Regions from separate parts of the Homo sapiens genome. Here region 1 is linked to region 2. Evidence: chromatin loops called from intact Hi-C (ENCODE). Cell type or tissue: Panc1. All regions are shown on one strand. Links, peaks and the distances in the headings refer to the core of each region. The heading gives the core; the rest is flanking DNA. Region 1 has its middle 100 kb from the start of MIR3910-1. Region 2 has its middle 62 kb from the start of MIR3910-2.

Region 1 (10,234 bases), core at 809-8,808, 160 kb after region 2:
TTGGTGAGTTCTTTTCCATTCTGCAGTTCTGTACCTTTTAAAAGGAACATTTAGGCCATTTACATTCAATGTTAGTATTGAAACGTGAGGTACTGTTGCATTCATCATGCTCTTTATTTTTTGTTTTTTGTTTTTGTTTTTTTAACTTGCATTTTTGTTTTATAGGTCCTGTGTGATTTGTACTTTAAAGAGATTCTGTTTTGATGTGTTTCCAGGGTTTGTTTCAAGATTTAGAGCTCTTTTAGCAGTTCTTGTAGTGGTGGCTTGGTAATAGTGAATTCTCTCAGCATTTGTTGAAGGAAAGAAAATGACTGTATCTTTCCTTCATATATGATGCTTAGTTTCACCGGATACAGAATTCTTGGCTGATAATTGTTTTGTTTGAGGAGACTGAAGATAGGCCCCCAATCCCTTCTAGCTGTTAGCATTTCTGTTGAGAAATCTGCTGTTAATCTGATAGGTTTTCCTTTATAGGTTACCTGGTGCTTCTGTCTCACAGCTCTTAAGATGCTTTCCTTCATCTTAACTTTGGAAAACCTGATGACAATGTGCCTAGGTGAAGATCTTTTTGCAACGAATTTCCCACGTTTTCTTTGTGCTTCTTGTATTTGCATGTCTAGGTCTCTAGCAAGGCTGGGGAAGTTTTCCTTTATTATTCCCCACAATATGTTTTCCAAGATTTTAGAATTGTCTTCTTCCTCATGAACCTGATTATCCTTAGGTTTTGTTGTTTAACATCATCCCAGACTTCTTGGAGGCTTTATTCATATTTTCTTATTCTTTTTTCTTTGTCTTTGTTGGATTGGGTTAATTCTTCAAGCTCTGAATTTCTTTCTTCTACTTGTTTAATTCTATTGCTGAGACTTTCTAGAGCATTTTGCATTTCTAAAAGTGTGTCCAAAGTTTCCTGACATTTTATTTTTTTTCCTTTAAACTGTCTATTTCATTGAATATTTCTCCCATCGCTTCTTGTATCATTTTTTTGGATTTCCTTACACTGGGCTTCACGTTTCTCTGGTTCCTCCCTAATTGGGTTAATAACTAACCCCCTGAATTCTTTTTCAGGTAATTCAGGGATTTCTTCTTGGTTTGGATCCATTGCTGGTGAACTAGCATGATTTTTCGAGGCTGTTGATGAGCCTTGTTTTGTCGTATTACCAGGGTTGGTTTTCTAGTTCTTTCTCATTTGGGTAGGCTCTACCAGAGGGAAGGTCTAGGGCTGAAGGCTGTTGTTCAGATATTTTTGTTCCACAAGGTGTTCCCTTGATGTAGTACTCTCCCACTTTTCCTATGGATGTGGCTTCTTGTGAGCCAAACTATAGTGTTTATTGTCTCTCTTCTGGGTCTAGCCACCCAGTGAGTCTACCTGGCTCCAAGCTGGTTCTGGGGGTTGTCTGTGATGTGAACCATTTATGGGTCTCTCAGCCGTATATACTAGTGCCTATTCCAGTGGAGGTGACGGAGGGTGCAATGGACTCTGTGAGGGTCCTTAGATTTGGTGGTTTAATGCTCTATTTTTGCGTTGGTTGGCCTCCTGCCAGGAGGTGGCACTTGCCAGAAAGCATCAGCTGTGGTAGTGTGGAGAGGGACTGGCAGTGGGCAGGGCCCTAGAAATCCCAAGATTATATGTCCTTTGTTTTCTGCTACCAGGGTGGGTAGAGAAGGACCATCAGATGGGGGCAGGGCTAGGCGTGTCTGAGCTCAGAGTCTCCTTGGGCCGGTCTTGCTGCGGCTGCTGTGGGGGATGGGGATGAGATTCCCAGGTAACTGGAGTTGTACACCTAGGAGGATTATGCAAATAATTTTTGAGTGCCTGTATGGGACAAAGAAATGACCATATATAAAGTGACACACTTATAAACTGTCTCACTTTTCCTAAGTGAACTTCCTGAATTAAGAAAATCTTTTAACACAAAGAATCCCTGGATATAATTGGTAAGTTAGAGAAAGAAGTTTTTTCTCCTTTTAAATCTACCCTTTCTGAATGAATACCATACACATTATTTTATCTTTTTCTTTTGTAAAGATATAATTATGCATTTTTCTGCTTATTAAAATATGTCTTTTTCCTGAATTCAAAGAGAGCCCATACCCATCACATAAGATCCACAATAATGGAAGCATTCTATTACTGAGACTGGCTGCTATTATTGTTTTAGATTCTCATCTTTTAGTCTTTTCTGTGCTTTTTTTTTTTTGCATTAGTATCCCATTTCTGTGTAACAAATTACCACACATATGTAGCTTTAAGCAATACAGATTTATTAGCTCACAGTTCTGTAGATCCGAAGTTCTGCATGGCTTGACTGGGTTCTCTGTGCAGTGTCTCCCAAGATGATATTGAGGCGTTGGCCAGGCTAGGCTCTTCCATGGAGGCTCTGGGGAAGAATCTGCTTCCAATATCACTGGGTTCTTGACCAAGTTCAAGTCCTTGCATCTGCAGGACAGAGATCCTCGTATCCTGGCGAACTGTCAGCTCCCCATCTCTCAGCTCTTTAAGGTTGTCTGATTCCCTCCTCACCTGCTTCCTCCAGGTTCACACCAACAGCGGTGCATTGACCACTTCTCATGCTTCAAATCTCTCTGGCTTCCTTTCCTCAAACAGCCTGAAAGATTCTCTGCTTTTAAAGGGTCTCATGTGATTATGTCAGGCCCACGAGGAGAATCTTTCTGTATTAAGAGCAACTGTGCTATATAGCATAACATAATCATGGAGTGATACCTCACCCTGTTCACAAGTTCTGGGGGTAAGGGAATGAAATCTCAAGGGACTTGTTTAAAATCTTGTTAATCATGTATCTAGACACTTTTTAATTTTAATTTTTAAACTTTAATTTGGCATTTTAAATAATTTAAAATGGAATCAGGGTGATACTGTTTCATACACTTTTTACTTAACTATACATGGTGAATTTTTTTTCTGTCCTTAAATGTTCTTCTAGCATGTAATGTTTTAGGACTATAGAGTGTTTTACTGGATAGAGGTACATAATTTATTTGTATCATGCCTGTGTTTCACATCTTTTCAAACTCTATTGTATAAATCATGCAGCAATTTGTGTCTCATAAACTCTTCCACGTAAATCGCTGTGTCAAAGGGCTTCTAAGACACACTGCCAAGCTGGCCTCCTGAAGAGTCATGCTGGTGCATGCCCCTCCCAAAGGCGTGTAAGCCTGCTCACTTCCATGGGGCCCTGCTAACATTTGTTTACATAGGACAGCAGCAATGTGAGACTCAGACACCATAAACAAGTCGGCCTTCAGCACTCACACTTTGTGACCCTGGCCTTCCATAGTGCTTCTACCCCTCAATGCATTTTCAACTGGGGAATGTTGAACACCTCAGAATTCTTTGCTACCCACTGGGCCACATATCAAGGTGTTGTCTCAGGACTGACCCCAAAGGCTTGTCAGCAGAGTCCCCTCCTGCCGAGGGGCCTAGGTGGTTAAACAGTGACTCAGTGGAGTGTCTTCAGTATAGGTCATTTCTGTGGTTGTGAGTAACTGGGCTGCTTCAGCTCCCTGGCTTCACTCCTTATAGAAAAATAGACTCAGCCCTTATTGGAATAATCCTTTCACTCTTTAAGCTATTTATATTAGTTTTTGATTAAATGGCCACTCACTGTGTTTCTTGGGCTGAACCCATGCTGTACATCCTTCTGAAACACTAAGTCTTTCTTTAGGAAGAGTAAGAATAGTGCCAGGGCCTTGACAAGAAAGAGTGTGAAGTTGGCACCCCAGATGCTGCGTGTCTGCGCAGAGGGCTTCTCTCGGCTTCTGCTTTGTTAGGCTGGAGTGGAGTTAGCAGGAGATTGGAGGTGGTCAGTGCAGGCTTCCCCATGATGATAAAGGCATCAAGGCCAGGTGACTGCCCAACACTTCTGAGGGTGTCCTCCAATTAAAGACCTTTGTCTCAGAGACAAAATGAAGTAACAGCAATGGGCGTGTTTTGCTAGGGGACTTCAATTTTCGATGGTGGTTATTACTGACAGTGGAGTGGCCAGTGAGATAGAGCCTCATGCTGAGAAACTGAGGGTCCTCATCATGAGCTGCCCCAGGCTTTCACTACATCACTAGCCATTAAATCTGAGCCTGAAAAGTCACAGAGAATGGCTCTTGAATATACCATCTTAGAAATCATGTATTAAGTTTGTCTCCACAGGTAACAAGGAATACAAAATGGAGCTCTTCCATAAAGAAGTAGGCTTCCAACAATTTTCCTGTTAAATAGGATGAAGTGTGTGCACATATGCACTTGTGCAGGTGTGCATGTGTGTCCTCCAAAGGGAAATAATACTTAGTTTAAATCATTCATGTTTTTTAATCTTTACAATCTGCATTGATTATATTTTCTGAATAATTACTGTTTGGGAGAGTGGAGGTGGGTCAGTACAGATCCCTCTGGGACGGTTAAGACATCAGGCCCAAGAAAGTCTTTAATGTTAAAGTATCCTTGTCTGCCCCTTTGCCCATATGTCCAAAAATATTTTTTAGTATATTTTTAACATACTTTTATGAAATCTGAAATTTTTATATTTTATGAAATCTGAAAGTAACATATTTTTATGAAATCTGAAAGTAAACAACAATAAAATCTACCTAAACCAGACAAACGAAACTACCATTCCTTACCATAAATGGAGGACTTGCAGAATCCAATGTCCAGATGAGAAATAACGTGCAAAGTCAGCCACTAATGAGGGGAAAGCAAAGCCTTTATAGCGCTCCTTGGTTCAGGCTGTTAATACAGAGCATAACACAAAAAGGTAATTGACATGTTCTAATACATGTTTAGGACCCAATGCCTGACTTTATAGGAGTGACAAAAGTTAACACATTTACTGAATTCTGAATGGTGTGACATCAGGTATTGTATATAATATAATATATATATACACACACAGATATAAATTCACATATATACACACATACATATATTTATATATCTCCATTGGTTCTAGTTCTTTGGAGAACCCTGCCTAATACAGTAACTCTGGCTTTATTTTATACAAATAAAATACAAAGTGTCATATGATGAGGGAATGCCATCACTGTTACAGATGCATTTTCAGACACAGATCTGAGGGGATTGTTGGGAGAAAGCTCAGGACCAGCTGCAGGCTCAGGTGGGTGAGCAAGCCTGCACTGTTACTGGCTTTGGCTTGAAGATGACCAGACTCAAAGGAATGCAGTGCTAACATAGGTCCTGGACTCATAAAGTCAATCCACAGGTCCTACATTTCACATTATTATGGTGAACTACAGTGACTGGAGGAAGACACATTTTCTGAGTGATTTCTAAAAGGCTGTCTATGCAATCTGGTATAAAGCAAAGAGAGGTTTGCTTAAAAAAAAAAAAAAAAAAAAAAGAAAAAGTCCAAATGAGGGTTCTGCATCAAAACTGCCCCCTGGAAGTGTGTGTGTTTAGGATACCACCACTAGAAACCATTCTGGAGCTCTTCTGGCACTGACTTCAGAGCCAGTGTATCAGTTTAAGAAGCAAACTGATGCTCTTAAGTAGTCTGCAGGCAGCCCCCTGTACCTTGTTTCTGAGCTTCCTTCTTTCCCCTACTCTGCCTTCTTCCCCAGCAGTGGACACCAGCCCAAGGACTCAGACAAGGGCCAAGTGAGAGCCTGCAGGAAGTCAGGACCTGGTCCTTACGCTCCTCATCACAGCTAGCGAGTGTGGCTGTCTTCCCATGGCACCGTTTATTTCTCACTCAGACCTCACAACCTGTAAGGCGGCTGCTCTCATTACCGGGGGGACACGAGGCACGGAGAAGTCAAGAATTGAGTCTCATTCACACTTTAGGAAATGCCCATCAGGCTTTAATGTATTTCAGAGCACACGACAGTGCTGCTTCGCCCAGCTAGTTTTTCCTGACCACTCCCCTCGCCCCTCTGCAATGACAACCAGGTGAAGCGTGGGCCAAACACGCTGTGTTGCTATCGCCTACCTAATTCTCCACCCTCGTGTTGGCCTTCCGCTCAAGGCAGCATAGTTCCATTGTTAGGAAGGAGACTCTAAAGCCACACTGCCTGAGTCTGAATCCCACCCCTGCTGCTTAGTAGTAGGGGAATGGAGAGCAAGTAACTTAATATTCTGTGCCTCAGTTTCCGTATCTGTAAAATGGCACTAATAATGGGACTGACTCATAAGGTCGTTTTGAGGATTAAATGAGTCAGTATTTATGAGGCATGTCAGACAGTTCCTGGTGCAGAGTAAGTACAGGCGGGTGTGAAACAGACAGAACATCTGTGGGGTGGGAGGCAGGGCCAGCGGGACAGCAACACAGGGACTGTGTCTGTGTTGCTCCCACTCTATCTGCAGGGCCGGGAGTGTCAGACGCAACACTGGTTATACACCATGTTCAATACATACTTTTCGGATGTTGAATATTGCTACACTCAGGTATGTTTAACAGCAAAAGCAATGTTTTTAACAACTACATGTATATTGCCTCTTGGAGAGGTCAGATTTTCCCTAGCCATAGTGCTTAAAGCTATGCATTCTACCTCAACTCCAGTGCTTAAGATGACAGTAGATAATTGGTATTAAAAATGCATATAAGTCCATATAATGGACTCATAGATTATTACTCAGGTATAAAGAGAAATGAGCTATCAAGTCACAAATATTCATGGAGGAACTGTAAATACATATTGCTAAGTAAAAGAAACCAGTCTAAAAAGGCTGCATTCGGTATAATTCCAACTACATGACATTCTGGAAATGGCAAAATTATAGACAGTTAAAAGGTCAGAGGTTGCCAGAGGTTCAAGGGGAGGGAGGGATGACTAGGCGGAGTGCAGGGGGTCTTTAGGGCAGTGAAGCTATTCCTTCTGATACTGTAATGATGGATACATGACATTATGCACTTGGCAAAACCTGTAGAATGTACAACAGGAAGAGTGAATGCTAATGTAGTCTGTGGACTTTACTTAACCATAATGTATCAATATCGGTTCATCAGTTGTAATAAATGTACCACACTAAGGCACTATGTTAATAACAGGGAGTGTGGATGTGGGAGAGGAGGTATATAGGAACTCTTTGTACTTTTCTGTGCAATTTTTCCTTCAACCTAACACTGTGCTACAAAATAAAGTCTATTAAAATAAAATGTGAAAAGCATATGAGGACTCCACTCCCTTCTTCAAATCAAGGAAGGAAGGAGAGGCACTAATATTCACTAAGAATATATTGCACACTAAGCACTTTTTATTTATCTCATTTATTCCCCACAGAGATGATGAAGTAGGTATGATTCATAAATAGAAACCGGAAGACGGACACACTGCATGCACATGCCCTGATTTCTTTTCCCCAATCAGGAGGAGATTGTTTCCGCCATCTGACTACCTCTTCTCAGCTCTGTAACACAATCTTCATCTAATTTGACTGAGTTGTCCATTAGCTGGCATTAAGTTCCTTTCAAGCCCACTTCTAGTACTTTTTGCTTTTCAAAACATTTAAAGAGAACAATTTAAAAGAGAGAGATAAAAGTAAGTCCTTTACAAAACTTTCCCAGAGCACCAAAGAAGACTGAGAAAGTAGCCACAGGGCCTAAACCCCAAGGGCGTAGAACATCCCAGACAGTGAGAGAGCACCTCCAGGGTGTGTTGATCCTGGAAAAGTAATAAAATGTTGCTAAATGTATCCTTCTTCCTCCCCAATCTCCTTCTCATAGCTGTTCCCTGATTTCCATTTCTTTCTTTTTAGGGTAAGATCCAATGCAATAACACCATCCTCACTCATTCATGAAGTGTCTACTGAGCACCTGTTGCATGCCAAACACCATGCTAATATTGGGTATCAGCAGCCAGGTGCGGTGGCTCACGTGTGTAATCCTAGCTCTTTGGGAGGCAGGGGCAGGTGCATTGTTTAAGCCCAAGAACAGGGCAGGTGCATCGCTTGAGCCCAGGAACAACATGGCAAAACCCTGTCTTTACCAAAAATACAAAAATTAGCTAGGCATGGTGGTGCACACCTGTAGTCCCAGCTACTCAAGAGGCTGAGGCAGGATGATCACTTGAGCCTGGGAGATGGAGGTTGCAGTGAGTGGACATCATATCACTGTGCTCAAGCCTGGGCAAGAGAGCCAGACTTTGTCTCAAAAAAGATAAAAATAAAAATAAGTAAATAAATATTGCACACTAAGCAGCAAAGAAAGCACATGAGCACAAGAGGCTCCCACACTCCCACCCTCCCAGACCCCCCCACCTTACAGACCCCACCCTATATATGCTTTCTCTCTGCCTGATGAGGGCTCTCCCGAATGTCTGGTTAGGCTACACCCAATTCCTAATAAAACATCTTGCCACAGATTTCGAAAGACTTGGGAAACATTAAAAGTGACCTCCCCATATGCTGTCACTCTTAGAAGATCTATGCCATTGAGCAGGACTGTTAGCCAATGGCTCTTATTGGTATCTATTTCTGGGGGTAAATTTCAGTTTTGTGGATTCATGGTGTGCACTGTAAGCAATCAATTGCTTTTCCTTGGCCCACTTTAAGTTTCCGAAAATTTTAATTATGTTGAGTACTATCTTGTTCTCAGAATCCAAAATAGTTTGAAGGTTACAATTTTGGACTTCCTATACCTTCCCTTATCTAACACTGCTAAATCTTACCTCTCTCTTCTCTGACAGCAAGATGAGTCTCTACAACTGGGGAGGAGAATTCACTTCCTGCAGATGTTTACTAGTTTGCCTGATCTTCTCTGGAGCACTTTTTCTTTTCAAATACCATCTATTGTTAGTTGTTGTGTAACACTTCTGTCAGTGGCGCTGTTGTTTAAATAAGGCATTCCTGAAAATTTCCTTATCTGACAGGCTTTTCTCACTTTCGGGAGGGAGGAACCCAGAGATTTCAAGAGACCCTTTAAAGGAGAGGGTTAAGTAAGTTCTGTCAGAAGACTGCCTGCTGATAAAAGTCATGTCCATTTCTGACAACGTTCTGTTGTGGTTTGTAATTGCTCTGTGATAGAGCTTGTCAATCTCTGTGGTTATTGAAAGGTGTTATGATGGACGAGAAGAGTTGAACAGACACTGGGGAGGCATGCGAGCTCCCTTAAATGTAAGCAAAATGTACGTGTAGTGTCCATTTAGAGCAGAGAGCCCTGCAGCCTGACCCCAAGTCCCCATGAAGGCTCCCAGATAGATGATGTGGTCATCTGGTTGGAGGAAGGATTCCATCAGTGCTTTGTGAAGCCCCTCACCCACCCTTGGTGTTCTGGGGGCAGTCATGTCCCCCTAGACCCCCATGCTTTTCTGGAGATGAGCTGTGAGTGTGCCCAATGACTGTAGAGCATTCCTTAGTTCTTACAGGTCCTTGCATTTTCCAGATGCATGGAACACCCCTCCCCAGCCCTCCAAAGGGGCTGCAGGCCATTCTAAAGTGGGGCTGATTTTCCTTTCTTTCTTTTAAGGCATTTCTTGCATAGAAGACAGAAACAACAAATGCCCGTGCCTCCCACTGCAATAAATATGTGAACTTGAAAGGCAAGAAGAAGAAAGTGGAGCAAACCAGTGTTTCTCACAGTTTTTGGTCTCAGGATCCCTTTATGATCTTAAGAACTATTGAGGGCCTCCAAAAACCTTTGTTTATTGTTTGTTTACTGATAGTTACTGTACTAGAAATTAAAACGGAGACAATAAAAGATATGCACTTGATTTATTTAATAATAATATATAAACCCATTGTTTGCTAACACAAATAACATATTTTAAGTTAAAAAATAACATATTTTAAGTTAAAAAAAATTCCAGGCTGGGTGCTGTGGCTCACTCCTGTAACACTTTGGGAGGCCAAGGCGGATGGATCACCTGAGGTCAGGGGTTCAAGACCAGCCTGGCCAACATGGCAAAACACCGTCTCTACTAAAAATACAAAAAAAAAAAAAAAAAAAAATCAGCCAGGTGTGGTGGTGGGTGCCTGTAATCCCAGCTACTCAGGAGACTAAGGCAGGAGAATCACTTGAACCCAGGAGGCAGAAGTTGCAGTGAGCCAAGATCACACCACTGCACTCCAGCCTGGGTGACAGAGTGAGACTCCGTCAAAAAAAAAAAAAAAAAAAAAATTCCAGACAGAGTGGCATTAGTTTACAGTTTTGTGAAACTTTTAAATGTCTGCATAGTACACACAGAGTGGAATTTTCGTATCTACTCCTGCATTTAATCTGTTGTGATATCACAGGTCATGTGGCCTCTGGAAATCTTTACTGTACACTCA
Region 2 (10,234 bases), core at 1,591-9,590:
ACTGCCTATGTTTGCAGATGACATGATCTTATATATGGAAAACCCTAAGACTCCACCAGAAAATGGCTAGAACTAATAAATTAATTCAGTAAAATTGTAGGATACAAAATTAACGTACAAAAATCTGTTGCATTTCTATACACAAACAACCAACTATCCAAAAAGAAATTAAGAAAATAATCCCATTTACAATTTCATAAAAAATCCAAAATATGTAGGAAGAAGTTTAACCAAGTAGGTAAGAGATCTGTACACTGAAAACTATAAGACAATGATGAAAGAAATTTTAGAGACAAAGAAAACATATCCCATGTTCATGGGGTTGGAGTGATTAATATTGTTAAAATATCCACACTATCCAAAGTGATCTATGAATTAAATGCAATCACTATCAAAGTTTCAATGGCATTTTCCACAGATATAGAAAAAATTCATATGGAACCACAAGACTCCAAATAGCCAAAGAGGTCTTGAGTAAGAATAACAAAGCTGGAGACACCAAATTTCCTTATTTGAAACTATATTATAAAGCTATAGTAATCAAAACAGTATAATACTGGCATAAAAACAGACACATAGATAAATGGAACAGAATACAGATCCCATAAATAAACTCCAGCATATATGGTCAACTAATCTTTGACAAGAATGCCAAGAATACACAATGGGAGAAACGACAGTCTCTTCAATGAATGGTATTGAGAAAATGGATATCCACATGGACCCCTATCTTACATCACACACAAATATTAACTCAAAATGATTTAAATGTAAAACCCAGAATCGTAACACTCCTAGAAGAAAACATAGAAACAATCTTCTTGACATTGGTGTTGTCAATGATTATTTGAATATGACACCAAAATAATAGGCAACAAAATAAAAAATAAATAAGTGGGACTAGATCACACTAAAAAGCTTCTGCACAGCAAAGGAAACAATAAAATGAAAAGGCAACCTACAGAGAAAATATTTGCAAACCACATATCTGTTAAGGGGTTAATATTCAGAACATATAGGGACCTCACACATCTCAATAACAAAACAAAGAACAAAGCAATGTAATTGAAAAATGGGCAAAGCGCCTAACAGACATTTCTCCAAAAAAGCCATACAATGGCCAACAGGTATGTGAAAATATACTAAGATTCACTAAACATCAGTGAAATGTAAATCCAAACCATAATGAGATACCAGCTCATATCTGTTCGACTTGTTGTCAACATGATAACAAGTTGATAAGATGATATCAACAATATGATAACATGTTGATAACAAGTCTAGTTTTCAAAAAGTCAAATTTATAACAAGTTTTTTTCAGAGTCAAATGATAACAAGTGTTTGTGAGGGTGTAGAGAAGAGGGTGCCCTTGTACACTGTTGGTGGGAATATAAATTGGTATAGCCATTTTGGAAGAGTGTGGAGGTCCCTCAACAATTAAAAATAGAACTATCATATGATCCAGGACCCCTATTTCCGGGTGTATATCCAAAGGAATTGAAATCAATACCTCAAAGAGGTAGCTACACTTCCATATTCATTGCAGCATTATGAACCACCTAAGTGTCTGTGATGGATAAATGGATTAAAAACATGTAGTATATATATACAAGGGCATATTATTCAGCCATAAAAATAAGGAACTAGGCTGGGCACGGTGGCTCATGCCTGTAATTCCAGCACTTTGGGAGGCCGAGGCGGGCGGATCACGAGGTCAGGAGATCGAGACCATCTTGGCTAACATGGTGAAACCCCGTCTCTACTAAAAATACAAAAAATTAGCTGGGCGTAGTAGCGGGCGCCTGTAGTCCCAGCTAGTCGGGAGGCTGAGGCAGGAGAATGGTGTGAACCTGGGAGGTGGAGCTTGCAATGAGCCGAGATTACGCCACTGCACTCCAGCCTTGGCGACAGAGTGAGACTCCGTCTCAAAAAATATAAATAAATAAAAATAAAAATAAGGAACTAGTTGGGTGTGGTGGCTCATGCCTATAATCCCAGCATTTTGGGAGGCCTAAGCAGGTGGATTGCTTGAGACCAGAAGTTCTAGACCAACCTGGAGAGCATGGTGAAACCCCATCTCTGCAAAAGTATAAAAATTAGCCAGGTGTGGTGGCATGCACCTGTAATCCCAGCTACTCAGGAGGCTGAGGTGGGAGGTTTCACCTGAGCCCAGAGAGGTCAAGACTACAGTGAGCCACGATTGTGCCACTGTATTTTAGCCTGGGCGACAGAGTGAGACCCTGTCTCAAAATAAACAAACAAACAAATAAGGAGGTACTGCCATTTATGACAACATAGATGAATCTATAGGACATGATAAGTGAAATAAGCCAGATGCAGAAAGAGAAATAACACAGGATCTCACTTATATGTGGAATCTTAAAAAGTTGAACTCATAGAAGTAGAGACTAGGTGGTGCTATGTTGAACAGGGATGGGGTGTGACAGGTGTGATGGAATGGGGAGATGTTGGTCAAAGAGTACACACTTACTGTTATAAAATGAGTAAGTTCTGGAGATCTAAGTTACAGCATGGTGACTATAGTTAATAATACTATGTTGTACACTTGAAATGTGCTAAGAGTATCGATCTTGAAGATTCTAGCCACTCACAAAAAGGCAACTATGTGAGGAGATGGGTGAGCTAATTAGCTGGTTTGTGGTAATCATTTCACAATGCATGCATTTGCCAAGTCATCACATTGTACACCTTGTATATGCACAATTTTCGTTATTCAATTATACCTCAATAAAGCTGGTGAAAAATAAGAAAAATAGCCGACTTATTTAATTTCTTCCCTAGTGAGAAAATCAGACTTAACTCCCACTGTCCATGGGCAATTATTCAACAACGTTCTATTTCGGGTATGCATTGCCTGGGACTGGCTCATCTGCCACCCCTCTCTGGCATCACCCTCCTTGTTTATTGGCACTTCCACAGCAAAGAAGGAAGGGAATTTTAAAACAGCAATGCCCAGGCAAGTCTGTTTTTTTTTTCTCCCCCTTTTTTGGCTGAGGTAAGTCTGTAGTGATTGATTCTCAATGATTCTTTTTTCTTTTTAGTGATTCTAAGATTCTCTAACTTGACAATAGGAGTGTGTGCAGCTCTTGCTAACATCATATTGGTTCTTTCTCTTTTTGACCCAGTGTATGACCCTAGAGAAAACTCTTAACTTTTCTGGGCCTCTATTGCTGAAATAATCAATTAAGTAATGCTTAGAGGAATAACCCTCAGAGCCTTAAACACAAGTCTGGGGTCTAAGAAAATTGGAGCCTCTGAGCTAAATGTTGTCCTCCCTTTCCTTCCTTGCACAAACTCAGAATTCTAAATTGGAATTACTCCTTTTTTTTTTTTTTCAGATGGAGTCTTGCTCTGTCACCAGGCTGGAGTGCAATGGCACGATCTTGGCTCACTGCAACCTCTGCCTCCTGGGTTCAAGCGATTCTCCTGCCTCAGCCTCCCGAGTAGCTGGGACTACAGGTGCTCACCACCACTCTCAGCTAATTTTTGTATTTTTAGTAGAGACGGGGTTTTGCCATGTTGGCCAGGCTGGTCTCGAACTCCTGTCCTCAAGTTATCTGCCTGCCGCAGCCTCCCAAAATGCTGGGATCACAGGCGTGAACCACCGTGCCTGGCCAGGATGACTCTTGAAAGTTCTGAGAGTGGAAAAAAACACACTCAAAGGTTTTTTTTTGTTTGTTTGTTTTTAATTATATCACTCAATAATAATCAACACAGAAGACTTCCATGACCAAATGTGTGGGGATTTTTTTTCCCCACATACCAAGAAAGCAATGGATTCTGCAGGGGACAGCAGTTAGGTATCCTCCAATTCAGTTCTGACACTGTCTACCTGGAGATAGTGTCAGATCCCACAGGGCTCAGTCCTGCAAGACTGCACCTCCTTCAGATGCCAGTCCCAAGTCCGGTCTCCAGAACTGACTGACTGGCTTCAAGTTGAGGGTCCCACAACCCCCTCTTTGGGTTTGATTAATTTGCTGGAGTAGCTCACAGAATTCAGGAAAACACTTATTCGTTTACTGGCTTGCCGTAAAGGGTATTACAAAGGATACAGATGAAGAGATGCGTGGGGCGAGGTATTGGGGATGCGGAGGGCGAGGTGCGGAGATTCCATGCCCTCCCCGGGTGTGCCACCCTCTGGGGGCCTCCATATGTTCAGCTCTCCAGAAGCTTCCAAATCCTGTCCTCTCTGGCCTTTTTATGGGGACTTTATCGGATAGGCCTGATTGACAACCATGTAGAAATGTGATTGGACAAAAAGCCTATGATCTAATACTGACCGACTGAGCAGGAAACCCCATAAGGCCTGCGTGTTCAGATCCTTCTTGGCCTCTCTGAGCATCCCTCCTTCCCCCAGGATATCAGATAGGACTCTTCCAAAATGGGGGTCTTATGACCCACAATTAGAAAGGCAGGTTAAATAATTTATTTGTGGCCACCCCGTCTCTACTAAAAACACAAAAAATTAGCCGGGCGTAGTGGCGGGCGCCTGTAGTCCCAGCTACTCGGGAGGCTGAGGCAGGAGAATGGCGTGAACCTGGGAGGCGGAGCTTGCAGTGAGCCGAGATCATGCCACTGCACTCCAGCCTGGGCGACAGAGCGAGGCTCCGCCTCAAAAAAAAAAAAAAAAAAATTTCTTTATGGCCAACTCCAAGACAGACAAGTGGGAGAAGAATCCTGCCTGGAAGAGAAAAAGGAGCAGGTGGAAGGAGGGTGGGAGAAGTTCAAGAGAGAGACTGTTTTGTGAGGGCTAAAGCACCCCGACATTATAATAAGGGTTATGAGAGTTATGAGTCAGGAGTGAACTGTGCTTGAAAACCAACATATATATAGCATAATGTCACAATTGCTAACTCCATTTTTTACTTTTATAGGTTATTCAAATTTACTATCTCTTTTTGAGTCAGTTTTGGTCATTTGTGGCTTTCATGTAAGTTGTGTAATTTGTAGTACAAAGTAGCCTTTACTCCTGATTTTTCTAAGGTCTAAGACTAACTACTGACAAATTACTACCGACAGATTACCATAAACTCAGCGGCTTAATAAGAGGCATGATTGACAACTGTGATTGGAAAAAAGACCATGATCTAATAACGACAGACTGGGAGGGAAACCCAGGCAAGGCCTGTGTGTTCAGATTCTTCTTGGCCTCTCTCTGCGGCACTCCTTCCCCCAGGGTAGGGGGCAGGACCCTTCTGAAATGGGGGCTGTGTGAGCCACAGTCAGACAAGGTAGGGCAGGTAATTTCTTTACGGAAAGGCAGGGAAAGAGTAGGGTCCTAATCGGGCGAAAGGAGAGCAGGAGGTCAGAGAGAGAGAGAGAGAGATTCTGTTTGCTGAGGCTTACTTTTGAGGCCTAAAGTGCTTTAACACTACAGCAAGAGCTAGGGGAGTTATGAGCCGGGAATTATGCAGTAAACACGGGATGAATTTGTGGAGATAAACACAGGACATTCTAGAATTACATAATCCGACCTCAACCTCCCCAAAATCCTGACAGGGAAGAGGTACTGTTCCTACTTTTCACTTGGGGAAACAGGCTCAGGGGAATCAAGCAACCCAAAGCATCCTTTAGGAAAAAGCAGGCATTTAGACCAGGGCCGTGACAGTGTCTGGGTGTGGGAACACGAGTGCCAGGTGGCAGACTGGAGGTGCCACACCTGGGGTGACAGTCAGCCCCCCTGTCTGCAATCCCACTGGACCTTTGCACTTGGAGGTGCTAGGAGGGTCTCAGCCCTGTAGTGTGGAGTGCAGTGCAGAGGTTCTGGGGAGCATAGGGACTCCTCCTTGCAGTAGAGTGAGGTGGGTGTGAGTCCTGAGGGAGGGTGTGGGGGAAGAGGAGGCTCCTCCGGCAGGTTGCTCCCCCTCTCCACCCACCTTCCCCAGCCCTTCCTGCTGCGGCACCTTTGAGCTGCCTGTGGGCCCCCAGCCACAGTGCCCTCCAGGACAGGTCCTGGCACGATGGATGTGATGCCGCTGGGCCAAAGGGGCCCTGGGCTGCAGGTCCTCTGGGGCTCCCAGAAAGATCCCTGTGACCTGAAGGGCTGGCAGGGATCTGTACAGTGGGGGGGTCCCCAAGAATGAGCCTCAGCCCGGAGTAACCGTGGCGGATGAACCCAGCTGGTTTTGTCTTTATGGAGATGTGGGCCCATTTATTCTTTTATCATCAATTACTTAATGTTAATTTAACTGTAAAACCACACACCAGCCAAAAATGGAATTTTATAATTTTGTTACCCTCAAAGTGGGGAAGCTTGTTTTCTACTTCTTAAAACGCTGTGAAATCGCTTTTTAAATGCCAAGATGGAAAGCTTATGTTATTAAAATGGCATATATTACACATCATTTGTTTTATTATGTAATTTATTATTATTCTTTGTAATTTTATATTCATAGCCCCAAGTAATAGAGATCCCATTAGGCAGAACATTCTGGAGTGGGAGGATCTTTTAGAAAGTTAGTTTTAGAGGCCAGGCGCGGTGGCTCACGCCTGTAATCCCAACACTGGGAGGCTGAGGCAGGTGGATCACGACATCAGGAGTTCAAGACCATCCTGGCTAAAATGGCGAAACCCGGTATCTACTAAAAATACAAAAAATTAGCTGGGTGTGGTGGCACGCACCTGTAATCCCAGCTACTCAGGAGGCTGAGGCAGGAGAATCGCTTGAACCCGGGAGGCGGAGGCTGCAGTGAGCCGAGATCCTGCCACTGCACTCCAGCCTGGGCAACAGAGCGAGACTCCTTCTCAAAAAAAAAAAAAAAAAGGAAAAAAAAAAAAAAGAAAGTTAGTTTTAGAAGAAAGAACTGTCAAAGCACAATAAATAGAGAGGCAAAAGAATATAAGAAAGAATCAGATTGCTCACTAGAAGCTTATTGAAAATCTTAGACAAAATTCTCCCAAATATCATAAACATTAGGCACTAAGAACAAATGCCTCTGCCCCCATGCACAAAGATTTGTTTTTTTAATGCTCAGGTTTTTGAAATCTAGTTTTTAAAGTTTAACTTCTTCAGTTTTTAAAAGTTATCTTTGGGGAGAAATTCTTCAAAAGTTAGTATTGCCAGAGCAGGGAAACCGGAGAAGTGTATAAAATGAAAGTAATAAAGGAAGAGGTCAGCAGTAGCCTCCCTTGCTGAAGAATCAGTTAATATCTGCACGTTCTATTTTCCAAAAGGAGTTGAAGCAATTGAATAAGTCAGTAGGCACTCGCTGTGCACCTTGGGTACCAGAGCTGGGCTGGAGGAATCGTGGGATTTTAGGAACATTGCTGAGGGTTCTTGATGCTGGAGGCTGGGCTGGTGGGCAGAGGGACCTGGGGACACAGACATAGAGACAGTCCTGTCCTAGCCAATTCAGAAGGAGGGGAGAGAATCACACCAACCCCCTTAAAGGACAGTTAGGACAGGACTTTGTGCAGGCAAATGAAAGATGGGACATTCACATCCTGCTGGTGCTGCAATCACTGTTTGGCAGTTTCTTAGAAAATTTAAAGTATTTTATGACCTGAAAGTTCCACTACTAGGTGTTTGCCCAACAGAAATGAAAACATCTACACAAAGAGTTGTACATGAATGTTCATAGCAGGCTCATTCCTAGTGTCCAAACATGAGAAACAAACGAAATGTCCATCAACAGGTGAATGTATATCCAGTCAATGGAATGGAATACTCCTCAGCAGTCGGAATGAAACACACACACACACACACACACACACACACACACTCACACCACACACACACCACACACACACCACACACACAAGCACATCACACACACACCACACACACCACACACATCACACACACCACACATACACACCACACACACATCACACACCACACACACACCACACACACACACCACACACCCATCACACACACCACACACACACATAACACACACACCACACATCACACACACATACACACAACGCACACACACATCTCACACCACACACACACATCACATCACATGGGTCTCAAAAACAGAAAGTGCATATGGTATGATTCCATGTGGAGTTCTAGAAGAGGAAATACTGGTCTATAGTGATTAGGCAGCTTTTTGGGGGGTATCTGGAGCCAGGGGTACAAGCGTAGGTGGGAATTTTAGGCATAATGGAAGTGTCTGTAGCTTGAATGTGGTGTTGGCTACACAGGTATATACGTGTCAAAATTTACTAAATGATAACCTTAAATTGATACAGATTATATACACTTTAAAGCAGCGGTCCTCAACCTTTTTGGCACCAGGGACCAGTTTTGTGGAAGACAATTTTTCCATGGACAAGGGACGGGGGATTTTTTTCACGACGATTCAAGCACATTGCATTTATTGTGCACTTTCTTTCTATTATTATTCCATTGTAATATATAATGAAATCATTACACAACTCACCATAATGTAGAATCAGTGGGAGCCGTGGGCTTGTTTTCATGCAACTAGATGGTCCTATCTGGGGGTGATGGAAGACGGTGACAAATCATCAGGCATTAGATTCTCATAAAGAGTGTGCAACCTAGATCTCTCACGTGCGCAGTTCACAATAGGGTTCACACTCCTATGAGAATCTAATGCTGCTACTGATCTGACAGGAGGCGGAGCTCAGGAAGTAATGCAGGTAATGGGAGTGACTGTAAATACAGATGGAGCTTCAGTGGCTCTCACCTCCTGCTGTGTGACCCAGTTCCTAACAGGCTGGGGGTGGGGGACCCCTGCTTTAAAGTATACCTCAATATTTGCTTGTGTAACAAACCTGCACATCCTGCACATTTACCCCAGATCTTAAAAGTTGAAAAAAAATAAAGTAGTGGTTTTAAAAAAAATACAAAGAACCCTTCTAATGTTCTTAAATGTGGATGCTAATACTTGCCCATCACAAAAGTGCAGATGGTGAGTGGACAGTGTTTGCATTCAAATGAAAGATTTTTTTAAATCTATGCAGTTATGCCACGGGACCCCAGCCTGCACTGCCATGTGACTTCAACCGCATGACAGACCCTGGGCCCAGAGCACTCAGACTCATGAACAAAATAGGTGAGTGTGGTTGTTTCAAACCACTGTTTTGGAGTGGGTTATGGGACAACATGAGATAACTGAGACAATCAGATGAGATGTTTGGTTTCAGCAAGGACGGGTTCCTGTTGATGGAGATAGGGAGGATCAAAAGCCTCAGGCTTGAGTCTCTGTTACACCTTCTGCACCCATTCTTTTCTCTGGGTGTGTCCAGGGCCCTGGACCACTTCCTCAGCTGTGATCAGAGGACTCTCTGGGTGAGGTCTGCCCAGCTGCAGAACCAGGTCCAGCTAAGAGTCTGTCATTTCGTGGCCAGACCAGGGTCCAGGAGCCCATTCAAGGAGCCTCCCTGTTGCTGTAGGTAGAAAGGCTCTCGGACTTGCTAGTGAATGCACAGGTGCAGCCCCATGTGCAGGGGTGCTAACACTTGGTGTGACCTGCAAGAGACTGGAACTGAATCTTTATTCTCCCCTGTAGACAGACTCTCCTGAGGTACTGCTGTGCACACATCTCTGACAATGGTCCCAACCGAATGTGCATGGTTCCACACGGTGCAGCTCAGTAACTCCTTCCCTCAGGCTTGCTCTCCCTCCGTCCCTGCCTCACTCCTGGTTCCCTCAACTCTCCAATTGCCTCCCGCACTGTATTCCTGGGAACCCAGGCTTAGAGAGTTTCCTGTTGGATATTTAACTGGAAATGTCAATTCCACGGCTTGGAATTCATAGTAGAAGTTTGGGCTAGAAGTACCCACTTGGGAGCCTTTGGCATATGGATGGTATTCCAGCCGCAACACTGGAAGAGATGCCACTGAGGGTCTGAGTGTAGATTTAAAAATAGAAGAGGCCTGAGAACTGAGTCATTAGCACTCTATTGTTTAAGGGCCCTGGAGGTAAGGAGGCGTGCCCAGGGAGATAGGAGGAGAACTGAGAGCATTACTTAAGTGAAAAGGTGTCATGGGGAGGAGGCAGTAATTGGCTGTGCCCACGCCGTGGATGACACCTGACCTTTCACTGTGTGGACATAGCCAAGTGGCAGCCTCGCAGGTTTCGACAGTTTGGGTGGAGAGGCCAAGGGGTCACGAGCAAATTGGAAGAGAGCAAAGAAAAACAATGAGGATGGGATTTTCTTTAAAAAGTTTTGCTTCATGGGGAGACAAGAAAATCTGTGCCACTCTTACTCTCTTTTTTCTTTAAATAATCCAT

What was found. A loop is a pair of places that touch in the nucleus more often than their neighbours do. Peaks named below come from ENCODE experiments on the same cell type or tissue, not always from the same donor. Only the 100,000 strongest peaks of a DNase experiment are listed, where the experiment ranks them.
Region 1: it touches region 2 in a loop (5-fold over the local background); 1 of 110 quality-filtered maps calls a loop at or near these places.

What each region holds. Positions count from the first base shown.
Region 1 is chr9:91,529,546-91,539,779 of GRCh38, reverse strand. No RefSeq gene overlaps it. Among named protein-coding and RNA genes, the nearest start is that of MIR3910-1, 100 kb to the left of the region's middle. In Panc1, for the core only: no CTCF peak of the experiment used is centred there; DNase peaks (open chromatin) are centred at 3,239 and 5,171.
Region 2 is chr9:91,693,139-91,703,372 of GRCh38, reverse strand. No RefSeq gene overlaps it. Among named protein-coding and RNA genes, the nearest start is that of MIR3910-2, 62 kb to the right of the region's middle. RefSeq lists a silencer at 9,812-10,106 and an enhancer at 9,642-10,203. In Panc1, for the core only: no CTCF peak of the experiment used is centred there; no DNase peak of the experiment used is centred there.